2 separate regions of the Mus musculus genome follow, and region 2 is linked to region 1. Evidence: chromatin loops called from intact Hi-C (ENCODE). Cell type or tissue: left cerebral cortex. All regions are shown on one strand.

Evidence for each region. A loop is a pair of places that touch in the nucleus more often than their neighbours do. Peaks named below come from ENCODE experiments on the same cell type or tissue, not always from the same donor. Only the 100,000 strongest peaks of a DNase experiment are listed, where the experiment ranks them.
Region 2: a loop joins it to region 1, with 2.6 times the contacts of the local background. A loop is called at or near these places in 8 of 42 quality-filtered maps.

What each region holds. Positions count from the first base shown.
Region 1 is chr17:64,601,032-64,603,531 of GRCm38, reverse strand. Man2a1 (mannosidase 2, alpha 1) reads right to left here and starts at 1,883. Exons shown (of 22, transcript NM_008549.2): 1 at 1,662-1,883. The coding sequence starts at 1,796. In left cerebral cortex, a CTCF peak has its summit at 1,126; DNase peaks (open chromatin) are centred at 269, 1,126, 1,446 and 2,046; H3K4me3 peaks cover 2,400 bases; H3K27ac peaks cover 1,967 bases.
Region 2 is chr17:65,557,165-65,559,664 of GRCm38, reverse strand. It overlaps Gm35400 (a long non-coding RNA gene), which reads left to right. Exons shown (of 4, transcript XR_385703.3): 1 at 1-658; 2 at 754-2,009; 3 at 2,211-2,283. Among named protein-coding and RNA genes, the nearest start is that of Gm35400, 1.6 kb to the left of the region's middle. In left cerebral cortex, CTCF peaks have their summits at 182 (motif pointing right) and 1,251 (motif pointing left); DNase peaks (open chromatin) are centred at 1,265, 2,257 and 2,492.

The DNA of each region.
Region 1 (2,500 bases):
AGGATGCCACTCCCAAGCCCCCCCCACCTCTCTCTCTCTCTCTCTCTCTCTCTCTCTCTCTCTCTCTCTCTCTCTCGGAACAGACAACGCACCACTTCCTAAGGTCACCACCACCGCTCTGCCAAATGCTGTACACTCTAGGCAAACCCTCAACTTCTCAGTGAGCTGGGGGTTCATACGAAAATGGGAGAACCAACTGCCTGAGATGTCTCAGTAACAGAATGAGTCACTCGCTGCTTTAGAAACAGAGGGAAATGTCAAGGTTGCCAGAGAACCCCATGCAGATGTTCGCATAAATCATGTTCAAGCGATCACCCAGCCAAAGCTAGAGGACACTATTAAGACGTCACTGGGCAAGAGGAGTTCCATTTATATATTTCGTGCAAAGAGAAAACTCTGAAAATGGGGTTGGGGGGAGAAAGGTACATTTAACTCCAAAATTAGAGAGCATGTGGGACAAAGCTCAGATCTCCCGGGCCCTGGCTGCCAGTTTACTCCAGCCTTTGCACAAGGCCGGTGCAAACTCCCAAGTTCAAAATTTAAAGGCAGCAGAGAGCATGTGTTATATATTTTCTCTCTGTGCTCTATAGGGGAAGCAGAAGCTGTAAACATTTGGAAACATCTGTCTGTGGCCAGCTTTTTATTTCCACACTTCTAAAAGAAAAAAATACTTCTAGTGCTGTGTACTAATGACAGAATCCGCAAGTCCTCGTTCCGATTTCATTAAATTCCCACCAAGCCATTGACCCTGGCATATCAGAAGAAATGGCAAGGGCTATTTCCAGTCATTTAAACTGTCATATTAAAAGAAAAAAAAAGGCAAAACATCAGCCTTATTCGGGTAGGTTGTAGATTGCTCTGGTCAACTAGTTGTTAGCTTGTCAACACTTGGATTCTTCGGATTTCTCCACACATCTGCTTCTACTAAAATGTATGTGTGTCAACAGAGAAAAGCCGTAAAGGCCACTCTCAATTGCTACGTGGTCACCTCCCACACAGAACCTATTGCATCCATTTCTTGTTATTTGCTAGTAACTTTTCCTGAAAGACTTCGGGTGGGTCGTTTGTTCAACTCCTCTGCCAGCTGGACCACCCCGCAGAGAACTGAGCGCCGCACAGCTTCCAGTGAGAGAATAACAGGCGCTTCCCCACTCTGCTCCAAACCAACCCGAGGTAACAGCTGAAGCATGACGACACTAAAATCAACCCTACTATCCATATCTCAAAGGGCTGCAACAGGAAATAAACTTTTTTATCTCTTAAGAGACAGTGAAAGGGAAAGGGGTCAGAAACAGAAATCTGCCTAGGTGGGCTGTGTTTAATCAATTTCCGCGCCTCGGTGCGTTCAGGGATCTGGGCGGCCTCTGGCAGCTTTAACCCTGAGCTAGCTTAGGGGCGACACTCACACCGGTTCCCCACCAGCAGGTGGCCGAGCCCACTTCCACAGGCCCGGGTGCAAATGTGGGAATATGTCCTCTTTTGCCCGGTGCCAAGGCTGCCACCGCATGACGCCCAGCACTTTGCAAACTCAGCGGTCCGAAACCTCAGCAAGCCGGATGAGGCTCTGCCGGTCGTCGGGTGCGGCCTCACCCTGCCCCGGTGCCGAGAAGTGCGAGCCCCGGGACCAGCCCTCCAGCTTGCGCCCGCCACCAGGTGCTTACCTGCGGAAAGGAGCCCTCCTGGCGCGGGCCCCGAGGGTAGTCCAAGTGACCCCTGTCCAGCATCAGGTAGAGTGAGAAGATTACGACGCAGAAGATCGCGCTGCCAAACACGGTGAACTGGCGACTTAACTTCATTTTCCTCGATGGACTCGGGGCCAGGACGCGGTCCTCACCCGAAGGAGGCAGAAGACTGAGGACTCCAGCCGGCGATCGCCGAGGGCTCCCTGCTCCCGGCCGCACACCCTTCGCGCGCTACGGCGCGGGTCCCGGCTGCGCTCCGCACCTCGTCTCCGGAGCCACCACGCGCCCTCGGCCTACGCCCTGGCCCGCTGCCCTCCCCAAGGCCGGCCGTCCCTGCAAGGCAGACTCCTGGAGAGCAAGGCAAAGGTCCCCACAAACTTGCTTTCCTGCAGGATAGCGCTACCCGGTAGGGCGGTCGGAGCAGTCAGAGGAGAGGTCTCTGCCCGACTTCCTGCCACGGGCCGGCACGACTGAGTCGGCAGGAAAAGTTTTCTCGACAAGGGCAGGCGTGTCCTCCGCGCCCAGAGAACGCGCGGGTTCCGCGGCTCCGGGGCCGAGTGTGCGGCGCTGGGAGCAAGGAGCGCGCGGAAGAAGGAACTGGACCTGGAGGCGCCGTGCCCCACAACTTAGCGCCGGGACACCCAGGCCCACCCCCGCCACACCGCCCCCGCGTGCCCGCCGAAGAACCCCTTCCTGCCGCGGCTACTGCGGGGGCCCGACCCGGGTGCACCCTGTGCGCCGGAGCGCTGCAATCCAGGACTTTCCTCGGCGTGTGCGTCCGATCCCCGGCCTCTCCCGGCCCCCGCCGCCCCTACCTT
Region 2 (2,500 bases), 960 kb before region 1:
AAAGGCTCTTGCCTCCTGTGCACTGTGGCATATCCTATGAACCACACTACCCGGCAGCCAAAGGGTGATCAATTTGGACCAAAGTTGTGATTTTTGAGTGTCTAAATGGTACCTGATAAAAAGCCATTGGGGTCAGGTGGTGGCTATGGGGTGAGCGAAGGGTGTGGGCCTGCGTTAGTAAGTTACCACTAGGTGGCAGGCCAGGTAGGCATCAGACAGAGGGGGTGTCCCCTGGTGGAGACTAGATAGAGGGCTGTCTGCAAAGTCTACTCCCTCGATATGGCAGGAACTCTGCACCAGTGTGTGTGTGTGTGTGTGTGTGTGTGTGTGTGTGTGTGTGTGTGTGTGTCTATTGCAAGGGGAAAGGCGAATGGAAGAATGAGTGCCCAAACCCCAAACAAAAAGAGGTCCCTAGCATAGCTGCAATGAAACTGAAGCCCCCACGAGGGCTGAGGCTGTCACCTGGGAGACAGGTCAGACCGAGCACCGCCAGGTTCGGTCACAATTGGCCCTAGGAGCCCATCGTCAAAATAGATGCTGGGCCCAAGCAAAGATGGACTTCATCTTTGACACAGGAGCAGCCATCTCCATGGTAACCCCTCCCACAGGGAAGCTCACCAAAGACGCATCGACATTGTTGGAGCCTCCAGGCCAGTAGGTAATACTGATTCTGTGAACCATGGGATTGCTCTGTGGGAGACCACTCAATAAAACTAACTACCCCCCTTTGGGACCCCGTCTTCTCTCCTTCAGATGGTGCATGGACTAGGAGAAAGCCAATTACTGTCAGTCCTTCAGCCATCACAGAGAAACGCAGCGGCACTGAGCCCTGTCCCAGGAAATTTGCAACAATTGGCATGCATAGCATATGGATGAGTCCCCTGGAAGGAACATCACTGTGGGGGAAAATACCGGTCCTTCTTAAGAAGCTGTGACCGTGTGGACTTAACTTTGCCAGGGGCATAGGACAGTGCACCCGCGGAAGGACAAGGGGTCTCCTTGTCAGGGACTAGCCCGGAAGCGGGACAAGAGATACTCTGAAACTAAAGATAACAAAGTTAGAACAGGGGTGGTCCTGGTATCTTTGGGTTGGGATGTGTGAAGGCAGGGATGAAACAGACGGATGGACCCTCAAATGGTTAGAGCTTCCGCCAGTGCCTCTATGCCTGAGAGCGAGGTCAATTGGCTCCACCCATGAGCCTCTGCTCCATCCTGAGAAAAAACCAGATTTATCCAGATTTGACTCTGGCGCCCTCTAGTGAAAACGCTTCAACTTGCAAGTGGCTTGGTGGAGTTAGAACTGGGAAAACGGTTGGTTGCTAGATCTGTGTGAAGACCAGCCAGGCAACTTAACCCGTGCTGGGGTCACTAGCCCAACTCTAGAAAGCCAAACAGTCTTGGACAGCCCTGCTGACTCCCGCCTGACGGGTCCACATGTCCAGGCAGGGGAAGCAGGGGAAAGCTGCACCTTGGTGACTTGAACCAAGGCCTAAATGGCACATGCTTCGATTGTGCAGATGGAACCTGTTACCCAGTGGGGGATGGCAGGATGGTATTCCTGACTCCAGACCTAGATATTCTCCTTGTACCAGAGGTAGACCAATATTAAGGCCCTCATCACCGGAAAGAGAGGAATCCCATCTTACTCTCAACGTTATTGGAGATGCCCCTCAATGGCGCTGCTGTCACAGGAGCAACTAAGCTCAGGATCCAACAGGTCGGGCATAGCCAGCTGTCCAATCAAATCGAAGAGGGCCTCAGGCTAGGCCAGCAGAGTTACAGTCGCCTTGCAGAACTAGACAGAAGCCTTACGAAATCATAGCTGAAAGGTGACATAGGTGTGTCTTCAGAGGAAAAGATTGCTGTTTCTGCACAAACCACTTAGGGATCGTAGAGAAAATACCACATGGCTGGTGGAAAGCAAGGTCGGAGACTCGACAAAAGGACCTTCCTGGGGTGGTGACACCTGGACCTCCGGGAGCCCATGGCTGCTTCTGCCTCGCCCCTGGGTATGATCCTCCTGGCTGTCCTGTTGGGTCCATGCCTAACTTTTGTCACCAGAAACAGGAGAGCAACAGATAGACTCCATGCCCTCCACCGGCATCAGAGGTGCCTTGAGAAGGGTCACAAGGGATTCTGACAAAGGAGAGGAGAGAATGGGGTGGAGAGTCCTCAAACTGCCATGTGTTAAAACAACGGAAATTCCCCAGGGCTCGAGTTCCACTGAGATGTCCCCTCCTGCTTGTGGTTATCTCCAGAAACAGAAGGCACGGAGGAGGTGTGGTAAGTGACTTTTCACACTGCCCTGCCACCCCTGAACGGACATGTTGGCTTGCTTCCATACTCCCACCTAATAAAGGATATTGGACCCAAGACTTGGGGCTGACACCACTACAGTGTGGTTTGGGGACCAGTGTAGTGAACTCTCCTTTCCCCAATGGAACACGGCTATGGCTTGGTGACTCAGTTTCCTAGAAATTTCTGCCACAATAACACCATC